4 separate regions of the Homo sapiens genome follow, and all the other regions are linked to region 2. A link is a contact called in ENCODE Hi-C or POLR2A ChIA-PET data. All regions are on one chromosome and are shown on one strand. The core of a region is the stretch at or near the end of the contact, and the rest is flanking DNA. Distances in the headings are between cores, read along the strand shown.

Region 1 (2,700 bases), core at 9-2,508, 590 kb after region 2:
ATTTAGTGCCTATTATGTGTTTAGTCACTGGGCTAAACTGAGCAGAAGGCTCCCATTGAGAGGGAAAAGCTGAAATTATGGACGAGCGGATGGTGACAAGGAGGCTCTGGAGAGGGCGGTGGGCGGAAGGCCCAGCCTGGGCACGGCCTCTGCCCCGCGGTGGCTGGAGTGGGCCTCAGGGCTGGAGGCTGGCGGCGGGTTGCAGGGGCTCGGCGCTCTGGAAGGAGACGTGGCCTTGTGCTGAAAGGGGCACGTGTCCTGCAGACGGCTTCGCCAAGAAGGAACTGCCTGGAACAGCCACTGAGGGCGCGGCTGAGTTAGGGTCAGGGGAAGGAACACTGGAGGGGAGTTAGGGTCAGAGTCAGGGTTAGTGCTAGGTGAGGTTCAGGTGCAGGGTCAGAATTAGGGTTAAGGTTAGGGGCACTGGGGGAGGCGCCTGCGCTGCCCTCGTGGTTACTCCCACGTGCTCTGGGGCACGAGGGCGTCCGCCAGAGGCCTGGGGACTCCACGGAACGAAGACCTAGAGCCATTTTGAAAGCCCTACGCCATGTTTCCACTAATTTTGTGGAATAAATTATTATTGCTACACAATTGATAAACACCTGTGCAAAAATGAACTTTTAGGTTAAGAGTTTATACAAATGTATGCAATTAACCCTCTCCCCACACAACTTGTAGTAGATCTAAAAATCAGAATTCTCAAGAGAAGGTGTGATCACTTTCCCACAGGAATGATGAAGTCAGGAGACCCCAGCTAGTCGGTTCACCAGGATATGCCAATCATGGCACACTTGTCCCAGTTCTGGGAGCCAAAGTTTTGTCTTCCAATGGCAAGGCAGCATTATCACAGTTGGGCTCCCATTGGCTCTGAGATGTGGGCGGGGTCACCACTCCTGGAGCTGCCACTAGCTCCACCCCATTCCATGCAAATGAAGTCAAAGCTGTGGTGAGTCCACGTGATTAGTCACATGGTTGATGACACACTCTCCCCACCCCTTTAGTGACGTCATTGCCCACTCAAACTCTCACGAGAGTTTGCACAGATGTGGAAAGGAGCTGGCAGGGCAGTTCCCTGGGACAGAAGGGAGTCAGGGGGTCCAACAGGGGCCCCCCACTGCCACCCCAGAGCCTCCAGTCCATCTTTAGCCAGGGGCCCCGGGGGGCCTGTGGGAAGTGCCAGGGGCCCCCAAGCACACTCTGCTCTCATTGGCTGGCTGCGCCTACATGCAAATGAGGGCCAACGTCACTTCCTGAGGCCAATCGAGCGCCATTTTCTCTTTCTGGCTGCGCGGGAGGAGGGGACCAGTCGCGCTGGGGGTGGGCGCGCGCTGAGGCGGGGGTCCCGCCGCGCGGGGCGGAGGCGCGGGCGGGCGCAGGCGGCCCCACGGGACGCGGCTGCGCTCGGCGGAAGACGCGGCAGCCCTGCGAGAGGCAGCAGCGGAGACGCGGTGCTCCTCGGGCGCCAAGCGGTAGGTACGGCCCGGCCCGGCGCGGGCCCGCGCGGCGACGCCCCCTGCCCCGGTCCTGGCCCCCGCCCCAGTCTGGTCCCCTCCGAGCCCCGCCCCCGCCGGTACCCAGCCCACACCCACGCCCGCCGCCTGCCCTCGCGCCGCCCGTGGCCGCCTCGGGAATCCCGGGACGTTCTCAGGGCGCGGGTTCGCGGCCCGAACGGCGCCCGTCGACCCCCGACGCGCCCGCGGCCCGCCCCGCCCGCCGCCGGTCACGTGGGAGCGGGGGCCGCCCCGGGAGGGCGGAGAAGGGGATGGGGACCTGAGGGGAGAGTAGGAATAGGGGAAAGACGAGGACGGGGACCGAGGGAGAGAGGGGGGCTGGTGAAGGGAGCGAGGAGTAGAGGGAGAGGGAACGGGGATGGAGAAGAAGAGAGGGGGCAAGGAGCTGTGGCGACCCCTGTAAGGACTCCAGAAACGCCCCGCCCGCTGGCCCGCCCGCCGCATCCCCGAGACCGGGTTCTCCTGGAAGCTTCTCTCTGGAGGAGCCTTGAGTGACGGCAGATGTAGGTCAGGAGCTGACGGTGACACCTAAATCTGCCCAGGTTTTTTTTTCCCTAGAAAGGTTTGAAGAACAGCTGATAACGGGGCCCTGTTTCTTCATCGTTGAGCTTTTGATGCGAATATCAATAATTGATATACAGATGTTGACTTTAACATTACTTTTCATCTGCCGTTGCTGGTTGCATTGAAATAGATTCCGTTTACAAAATTTCTACTACAGTTGACTTTGGAATGTTAATTTTAACTGCCCTTTTAAATACTGTACAGATGCAGAATGAGAAATAATTAGATATTTTAAGTAGTTTATTTGAACAGAAGACTTGCCTGCGTGCTTAAAACTTACTCTATTTGCACGGGTAATCACTGCCTCTTGGGATCTTGAGGAATATACTGGCTGTGGAGGAGTGGGGTGGGGGAGGAGAAACTGGTAAGCAGGTAACTGACAATGCAGATTGGCAAGTGGGGCAGCAGTTTGTAGAGTACTGTGGGCATCTGCCACGCAGAGCCTTTATCAAAAGAGGGGGTTTGGAGTCTGGGTACCATTTTTGGGGGTGAGGAGCATTAGTGGGAGAGAGGACCACATGTAAAAAGAGTTGTGTAAAGTACATGTTCAGCTGTATTTGGAAGTCGGTAATGTATGTGTAACTTATTTAAAGATGTTCTTGGAGAGTTGGCCATGTATGAGTGT
Region 2 (2,700 bases), core at 34-2,533:
TTTGAACAAGGCAGCAGGAAAGTGGGAGAATTTTAGTCTGAGAAGATTTGGAAAATCCTTAGGAATTGCTGACTTCCAAGTTGTTTCACTACCATCTGAAAAACCCTTACAAGGCTCGGGCTTTCCTGGAAAACAGGAGATCAGGCTATTTATTTTTTATTTTTTTATTTTTTTTCCTGAGACAGGGTCTTGCTCTGTCACCCAGGCTGGAATGCAGTGGTACAATCTCAGCTCACTGCAGCCTCAACCTCCTGGGCTCAAGCCATCCTCCCACCTCAGCCTCCCAAGTAGCTGGGACCACAGGTGCACACCACCATGTCTGGCTAATTTTTACATTTGTTTGTAGAGATGGGGGGTGGTCTCACTACATTGCCCAGGCTGGTCTTGAACTTTTGGCCTCAAGTGATCCTCCCGCCTTGGCTTCCCAAAGTGCTGGGATTACAGGTGTGAGCCACCATGCCTGGTCTTAGGTCAGTTTTTAAAACAACAGCAAGATTTTTTTTATGTTGTTTCTGCCATGTTTTAGGAATTGCTTTTCCTCCCGGGGCTTGCATGTTTAAATTTTTATTCTCAGAACGTTGAAGGGACGCACTGCATTTCAGGATCCTGGGTCTCCGTCCGTGAAGGACTTTCCTTCTGTGGGTCTTTCCTCTTGCAGCTTAAAGTGGGATTATTTTCACTTTATTCAGAGGCCCTGTTAGTCACAGCCAAGCACAGACGTGCTCGCTGTCGCTCCTTTGCTGGAGTCGGAAGTAGGACAGTTGGTGATAAAGTCCTGGACGGGCGAGATAAGTGGCATTGGCAGAGCTCTGTTGTCCAGACAGCAAGAAACCGGCTGCCCCCAGGAAGCGGGGATGGAGGGCACACACCAGGAGAGGGGGCGTTTTGACCGTCGGCAGGGGTGCCACTTGGAAGTCAGATTTAAAATGGAATCAAAACTGGTAGAATGAGGGTCTGCAGGGGGAAACTTGACGGAGCCCATCAGGCGACAGCCTTCTCGAAGCCCCTCCGGGCCCCTCACGGGAGGGGATCCCCCGCTGCGCTGCCGGGAGGTCCGGACGAAATGTTGGAGCTGGAGAGTCGGCAGCCCTCGCGTGGCGTTGCTGCCTCTGCAGATGCCTCCGGAGGGACTCGGTGTGTCTCGGTGTTGATTTCAGAACAGGGGAGATGCTGACGTGTCCCGGTGGCTCTCACAGCACAGTGGAAGGCGAGTGGCAGCTCCGACATCCTGCTCCGCTGGCGCCTCTGGCCACCTGCCTCCCCCACCCCCACATAAAAAAAGTTTAAGGCACATTTAAGCTAGTACCGGAGAAATGACTGAAAAATAAGTATAGCCAAGCAGCAGAAGACTCTGTGTGTGGGGGGGGGAGGGTGCATCCACCACTAATGTGTGTCCGTGTGTGTGGGGGCATCCGCTGATGTGTGTGTCTGTGTGTGTGTGGGGGGGGCATCCACTGATGTGTGTGTCTGTGTGTCGGGGGGGGCATCCACTGATGTGTGTGTCTGTGTGTGGTTGGGGGGCATCCACTGATATGTGTGTGTGGGGGGGGGGCATCCACTGATGTGTGTGTCTGTGTGTGTAGGAGGGGAGCATCCACTGATGTGTGTGTGTGTGGGGGGGCATCCACTGATGTGTGTGTCTGTGTGTGGGGGGGGGCATCCACTGATGTGTGTGTCTGTGTATGTGTGGGGGGGGCATCCACTGGTGTGTGTGTCTGTGTGTGTGTAGGAGGGGAGCATCCACTGGTGTGTGTGTGGGAGGGAGCATCCACTGATGTGTGTGTCTGTGTGTGGGGGGGCATCCGCTGATGTGTGTGTCTGTGTGTGTGGGGGGGGGCATCCACTGATATGTGTGTCTGTGTATGGGGGTGGGAGCATCCACTGATGTGTGTCCATGTGTGTGTGGGGGCATCCGCTGATGTGTGTGTCTGTGTGTGTGTGGGGGGCGTCTGCTGATGTGTGTGTCTGTGTGTGTGTGTAGGGGGGGAGCATCCACTGATGTGTGTCCATGTGTGTGTGGGGGCATCAGCTGATATGTGTGTCTGTGTGTGGGGGGTGGAGCATCCACTGATGTGTGTCCATGTGTGTGTGGGGGCATCCGCTGATGTGTGTGTCTGTGTGTGTGGGGGGGGGCGTCTCCTGATGTGTGTGTCTGTGTGTGTGTGTGTAGGGGGGGAGCATCCACTGATGTGTGTGTGTGTGGGGAGCATCCACTGATGTGTGTGTCTGTGTGTGTGTGGGGGGCATCCACTGATGTGTGTGTCTGTGTGTGTGTGGGGAGCATCCACTGATGTGTATGTGTGTGTGTGGGGGGCATCCACTGATGTGTGTGTCTGTGTGTGTGTGGGGAGCATCCACTGATGTGTATGTGTGTGTGGGGGGGCATCCACTGATGTGTGTGTCTGTGTGTGTGGGGGGAGCATCCGCTGATGTGTATGTCTGTGTGTGTGGGGGGGGGGGCATCCGCTGATGTGTGTGTCTGTGTGTGTGGGGGGGGGGGCGTCTGCTGATGTGTGTGTGTGTGTGTGGGGAGCATCCACTGATGTGTGTGTCTGTGTGTGTGTGGGGTGCATCCACAGATGTGTGTGTCTGTGTGTGTGTGGGGAGCATCCACTGATGTGTATGTGTGTGGGGGGGGGCATCCCCTGATGTGTGTGTCTGTGTGTGTGGGGGGGGGGGCGTCTGCTGATGTGTGTGTCT
Region 3 (2,700 bases), core at 185-2,684, 540 kb before region 2:
TCCAACCTGCGCCCTCCCTTCCTCTATGACCCTCCTGCGCTTTTCCTGGAACCCAAAGCTCTGACTTCGTCAAACTTACACAATTAAAGGCAGGCGGAAGAACGCGGGCTGGGAAGCAAGCGGGAAGATTCTAGAATGGAAGGGAGCCCGCCGAGCGCCGCGAGCCGCGCCAGGCCGGGTCCGATGGAGCAGGCGGGGATTCCTCCCCCAGGCGGACCCCCGCCACCAGCCCTGCCGGGAGCTCGCGGCCTGCGGAGCGCCCGGGCTGGCCGCTCACCGCCCGCTTCCCCCAGCGAACGACTCGGGGAAGCTCCAGGAGGCCATCTGTGCTGACGGTTCACACCAGACAGGACCACTTGCAAGGACAAAAATAAGAAATTTAGGAAACGAAAAAAGACGTACTGGGGCGAGGGGCGCGGGCGCGGCGACGACGGGGCCGGGGGCACATCCTGGCGGCCGCTCGGGGAGAGAGGACACGCGCGGGAAGGAGCGCGGCGGGTGCACGGCCGCGGGTGGGAGTACGCGCCTGTGCGCGCGGGGCGAGGGCGAGGGCGCGTGCGTGTGACCGCGGGGAGGGGGCGGGCGCGTGTGCGGGGAGCGCGCCGCGCCAGGGGCCGAGTGTGTGGGGCCGATCCAGAAGTGCGCAGCCCCCTCACCTGGCCCCCGTGTCATCCCCGAAATCCCGGGAAAGGGTGGGCCGCGCGCGGGAGTTTGGTGGAGTTGGAACTTTCGGTCGCGCTCGCTGCCCACTCCGCTGGCGCCCGGTGGCCCGTGGTGAAGGGGGACTAGGGTGGGGAACACCGGGGCCCTGCGGTCCCCTCCCTTTCCTGTATTTAAGAAGCCGCCGGCGGCGCAGAGGCCCAGGCGGGCTGGCGCGGGGGCGAGGCGGCCCGGTGGCAGCAGCGGGCGGGGCGGGCGCTCCGGAGTCGGTGGGGCCCGCGGGTTGGGGGGCGGGGAGAGGGGGGAGTGGAAGGGAGGGGGAACGCAGGGGAGGGAGAGGAGGGGAGGAGCCGCGCGGCCCGCGCCGCTTCCGAACCGGAAAGTTGGTCTTGCCGAAGTCCTGCCACCCCGGCGTGCGCACTCCGCTCCGCTCCGGCCGCGAGCCTCCGAGCCCGGCCGGCCGCCGGGGGAAGCCCGCGGAGGGGACGCGGGGCCGGGCGAGAAGGTCCGGAGAGCGGGGGGCACCTGAGCCCGGGCGGGCCCGCCGCGCTGAGCGGCGCTGAGAGCCGCGGCGGAGCAGCGAAGGCGGCCGGCCGACCCCGCGCGCCCGGAACAGGAGGCGCGGCGCCCGAGCGGCCCGGGCGAGACAAAGGCGCCGGGTCGGAGCCCTGCCCGCGGCCGCTCGCTCCGGGAGGGGCCGCCCGGCGGCGGCGGCGGGGGGGGCGCGGGCGGCGGCGCAGACACTCTATAAAGGGGCGAGCCCGGCGCGCCGGCGGAGACGGCGCCGCGCGGACGCCGCCAAAGTTTGCTGCCTGCGCCCTGCGGAGGGACGGCCACCGCGGCCCGCGCCGCACCCGGGCCCCGCCACAGCCGCACCCGGGGCGGCCGAGGAGCGCGGCGCCGGAGCCCGCGATGTGAGGCGGCGCCGGGCAGCGCGCGCCCCGGTCCCGAGGCGCCGCGGCCCCCTCCTCGTCGGCGCGGCCGCTAATTGCGAGCGCGGCCTCATTTGCATAGGCCGCCGGAGTCCGCTGGAGCCCGGCCAATCGGCGCGGCCCTCCGCTAATGGCCATGCATTATTCACCAGCCTAATTGCTCAGCCCCATGCGCGGCCCGCGCAGCCGCCGCCGCCCCGCGCCCCGCGCCGCGCGCCCGCCAGGCCGCCCCGCGCCGTCCCCGCCGGCCGCCCCGCTGATGCCGCTGCCCCGCGCGGGGCCCGAGCGCCGCTAGCAGCATGTCTCGGCGCAAGCAGGCCAAGCCCCAGCACCTCAAGTCGGACGAGGAGCTGCTGCCGCCTGACGGGGCTCCCGAGCACGGTGAGGGCCGGGGCTGCGGGGTGGCCGGGGGGTCTGGGGCTGCCCGTCCGGGCTGGGGAAGCGCGTGCGGCGGGAGCGGATGCGCGCGTCCGGGAGCGGGAGAAAGTTCCCTGCTTCCTGCGGGCAAGCGTCCGCCCCGCGCCAGGCCGGCCGCGGGGCCCCGGGTACTTCGCCGGAGCGCGCGCGGCCGCCGAGAGAGTTGTGGGCGAAGTAAACTTGGCTCCTCTCCTCGGAGTCGGGGAGCTGCCCGCGAAGGGCGCCGAGGCCGCGGCCGGCTCGAGGACGGCTCGGAGGCCGGGGCGGGAGGGAGTCCACGGTGCCTCCGCCGCCGCGCCGCCCCCCAGGGTCTCTGCGCCAGGACGCTGAGGCCGGCGGCGGCGGGGAAGGCGACCGCAGCCCACCTACCGCTGGACGCGGGTTGGGGACCCCGCCGCCCGGCCAGCTTTGTTCGGGGGCCCGCGGCCCCTCCCGGGCCCCCGCACCGCCTCGGGTGACCCGCGGTGTCCCAGCGCGTTGACGCAGCCTGTGATCCCTCGCGAGGCGAGGAGAAGGTCGGGGGCTTGGCTCTGCCTAATGGCCGCCCGGGGAATTAAGCTGGGGGTGAGCGCAGCGGCGGCGGCCTGGGCCTGGCCCCTGCTCGCGGCGTGTTTCCGGGGCGTTCGTTGCAGCGTCTGCGCGGGCCTTTTCTCTCCCGTCTTTTTGGATCCGCCGAGGCCGGGCGCTGGAG
Region 4 (2,700 bases), core at 3-2,502, 510 kb after region 2:
CGCATACACACACACATATATACGCGCACGCACATGCACACATATACATGTCCACACACATGCACACACACGTACATATGCACACATACACATGTACACATCCACACGCGCCCACACACACACACACACACAGACGTGTCTCACACCACAGCAGCCGCCTCGGGGGAGTCACAGCCCACGCATCCCCAACACTGCGGTCGCGCTCACTTCTCTTTCCACGCCCGGGGGGAGCAGCTTCCCCGCTGGGCCACGCTGACTCTGGGGAGGCGGGCGGGGCGAGACCACTTCTGGGGAGGACGCCCAATCTGGGGACTTTCTCTAGGTGCCCGGGGAGAAGGCGGCGCAGCAGCAAAGCCCTGGAGGGCCCAGTGGCGGAAACAGACGGACCCCTCGCAGCCTCCCGCCGACAGCGGCCCTGCCCAGGTCTCCAGGCTTCGATGCCTTCGTTGCTTTGTGCGGCGCACCCGCCTACGTCAGTTCCCAGTATTTAAACAAAACGTGTTCCTAGCTACGCAGCGCCAGGCAACCAGGCGGTTCCCACGCTTCCCCGAGTGGCACACCCTCCGCGCAGCCCACGCGGCCTCCCCACGCCCAGCTCCCGCCGGCCCCGCCTCGCGTCGTCCTTCGCCCCGCCCCCGTTGCCGCCCCCCCCGCCCGCACACTGCCCACCTGGCGTTGTCTTCACCCCGCTTACACGCCGCTCGCTTCGCTCTGGTAGTCGCCCACCTCGCGCTGCCCTTCTCGCTTCAGTCTTCGCCCTGCCCACCCACCGCCCACCTCGCGCCAGTCTTCGCCCCGCCCATTCACCGCCCGCCTCGCGTCAGTCTTCGCCCCGCCCAACCACCGCCCGCTTCGCGTCGGTCTTCACCCCGCCCACTCGCCGTTCGCCTCGCGCCTTCGCCCCTCCGCCGTTGTCGCCCCGCCCCTTCTTGCGTCCAGTCTTTGCCCCGTCCCTCGCCGTCGCCCCGTCCACACGCCGTCAGCTTCGCGTCTGTCCTCGCCCCGCCCACCTACCGCCCCCCTCGGGCCTTCGCCCCTCCGCCGTCGTTGCCCCGCCCGCCTTGCACCCCGTCTTCGTCCCGCCCCGCGCCGTGGCCCCGCCCACACGCCGTCAGCTTCGCGTCTGTCCTCGCCCCGCCCTGCATCATCGCCCCGCCCTGCATCATCGCCCCGCCCACACGCCGCCTGCCAGGCGTGAGTCTTCCTCCCGCTCTGCGCCGTCGCCCCGCCCACACGCCGCCACCCTCGCGTCAGTTGTCGCTCCGCGCCTGCGCCCGTTGTCTCCCTGCTCGCTCCGGGTCCCGGCGCCGCGCCATGTGGGCTGCGGCGGGCGGGCTGTGGCGCTCCCGCGCGGGTCTCCGGGCCCTGTTCCGTAGCCGCGATGCTGCGCTATTTCCAGGCTGCGAGCGGGGACTTCACTGCTCTGCTGTCTCCTGCAAGAACTGGCTCAAGAAATTTGCCTCGAAAACCAAGTAATGCGGCGGGGGCGGTGTCCCTGGGCGCGGTATTCCCTAGGGGGCGGTGTCCCCGGGTTGCGGTGTCCGCTCATCCGCGTTCTTGCGCCCATGCGGCCTAGCTCGCCAGTTCCTGCCTCCTGGGGTCTGCAGCAGTTCTAGCTCTCACTGTCAGCATTTGCAGCTTTTGTGTTCGTGGACGTGTGTCGGGTTAAGAAAACAAAGTGACAATGTGTGTTTATTTTGATTCTTGTCACCAGACGTATTTTTCAGAAGATTAGTTTCAGAAAATGAGGAAAAATGAAAAAATATAAGAATTTCCTTGCTAATGTTGACTTTCTGTGTGAATTTGAAGACTAAAGCTTGTCATGATAATTAGTGTTTTTAAATTATGAAAGATAAGTACAATAAAATACATTGACTTTTCACACTGCTTTTAGTTCTTCTAAGTATGGTAGGTGGTTGTATGTTTTCTACTTTAATACACTACTTTTAAAGACAGTTTTAGACCCTGCAGAAAAATTGCAAAAATAGTACCGCGTTCCTGTGTCCTGGCACCCAGCTCCCCCTGTGTTAGCGTCGGACTTTAGCTTCCAACGTGTTCCAGTTAATGAGCCGATATTGATAAGAGTGTTGCTAACTGAAGCTCATACTTTATTCACTTTTCCTTGGTTCTGCCTGCTGTCCCTTCCTGTCCCAGGTGCCCACCCAAGGTCCACGTTACATTGAATTGTCTTGTTTCCTTAGGCTGGGGTAGTGTCCCAGACTGTCCCTGGTTTTGATGGCTGTGCCAGTTTTGAGGGGTACTGGTCAGGTGCTTTGCAGGATGCCTCTCTGTTGGAATGTGCCTGTTTTTTTAATGCTTAGACGTGGATTATGGCTTTTGGGGAGGAAGACTACAGAGGTAAAGGCCATTCTCATCGCACCGTATCCAGGGTCCACGCTGGCCGTGATCCCCTGCATGAGGTGCTTGCCAGGTTTCTCTACCGTAAAGTTACTCTTTTTGCCCCCTTTCCTTACTGTACTCTGGGAGAAAGTCGCTGTGTGCAGCCCATGCCTAATGAGTGGGGAATTTTGCTCATAAGTGGTTTGCATTCTGCACAAGGGATATGTCTCTTCACCCCATGTATTAATTCATTCATATCACCAAGAACTCATGGGTTATAATCCCGTGTTACTTAGTTTTGTTCGAATGTTTCCAGCTCAGGCCCTTAGGAGCTCACTAAGCTCCTATGTCCTGTTTGCA

The links. A loop is a pair of places that touch in the nucleus more often than their neighbours do. ChIA-PET counts read pairs that join two places held with the same protein, here RNA polymerase II (POLR2A). Pooled maps may share reads with other maps.
Region 1: a loop to region 2 is called in a map of naive thymus-derived CD4-positive, alpha-beta T cell, with 7 times the contacts of the local background. The contact joins the promoter of ADNP2 here to the enhancer-like site in region 2. A Hi-C loop is called at or near these places in 2 of 168 maps with a recorded cell type or tissue (both naive thymus-derived CD4-positive, alpha-beta T cell), 1 of 37 single-sample maps with no recorded cell type and 8 of 50 pooled maps. POLR2A ChIA-PET finds 5 or more read pairs at or near these places in 2 of 52 experiments (activated CD8-positive, alpha-beta memory T cell and activated naive CD4-positive, alpha-beta T cell).
Region 3: a pooled map shows a loop between it and region 2 (5-fold over the local background). The contact joins the promoter of SALL3 here to the enhancer-like site in region 2. A Hi-C loop is called at or near these places in 1 of 168 maps with a recorded cell type or tissue (mammary epithelial cell), 4 of 37 single-sample maps with no recorded cell type and 9 of 50 pooled maps.
Region 4: a map of OCI-LY7 shows a loop between it and region 2 (31-fold over the local background). The contact joins the promoter of RBFA here to the enhancer-like site in region 2. A Hi-C loop is called at or near these places in 5 of 168 maps with a recorded cell type or tissue (B cell, CD4-positive, alpha-beta memory T cell, CD8-positive, alpha-beta T cell and 2 more), 5 of 37 single-sample maps with no recorded cell type and 14 of 50 pooled maps.

What each region holds. Positions count from the first base shown.
Region 1 is chr18:80,108,004-80,110,703 of GRCh38, forward strand. It overlaps ADNP2 (ADNP homeobox 2), which reads left to right and starts at 1,259. Exons shown (of 4, transcript NM_014913.4): 1 at 1,259-1,469. RefSeq lists enhancers at 1-183, 1,010-1,511 and silencers at 1,321-1,480, 1,681-1,780.
Region 2 is chr18:79,519,173-79,521,872 of GRCh38, forward strand. All of the region lies in intron 9 of NFATC1 (nuclear factor of activated T cells 1), which reads left to right. It overlaps LOC102723506 (a long non-coding RNA gene), which reads right to left. Exons shown (of 3, transcript XR_935689.3): 3 at 149-1,253. Among named protein-coding and RNA genes, the nearest start is that of NFATC1, 120 kb to the left of the region's middle. Within about 2 kb of position 1,284, at least 3 of the 41 ENCODE cell types and tissues checked have a DNase peak (open chromatin) inside an H3K27ac peak, as active enhancers do; they include B cell and OCI-LY7, where a contact is called at or near this core.
Region 3 is chr18:78,978,384-78,981,083 of GRCh38, forward strand. SALL3 (spalt like transcription factor 3) reads left to right here and starts at 1,435. Exons shown (of 3, transcript NM_171999.4): 1 at 1,435-1,973. The coding sequence starts at 1,892. It overlaps LINC01896 (long intergenic non-protein coding RNA 1896), which reads right to left and starts at 1,308. Exons shown (of 5, transcript NR_187297.1): 1 at 657-1,308; 2 at 80-355.
Region 4 is chr18:80,033,182-80,035,881 of GRCh38, forward strand. It overlaps RBFA (ribosome binding factor A), which reads left to right and starts at 1,253. Exons shown (of 7, transcript NM_024805.3): 1 at 1,253-1,472. The coding sequence starts at 1,315. It also overlaps a transcript of TXNL4A not described here. RefSeq lists silencers at 539-708, 740-896, 779-1,098, 1,109-1,188, 1,299-1,448.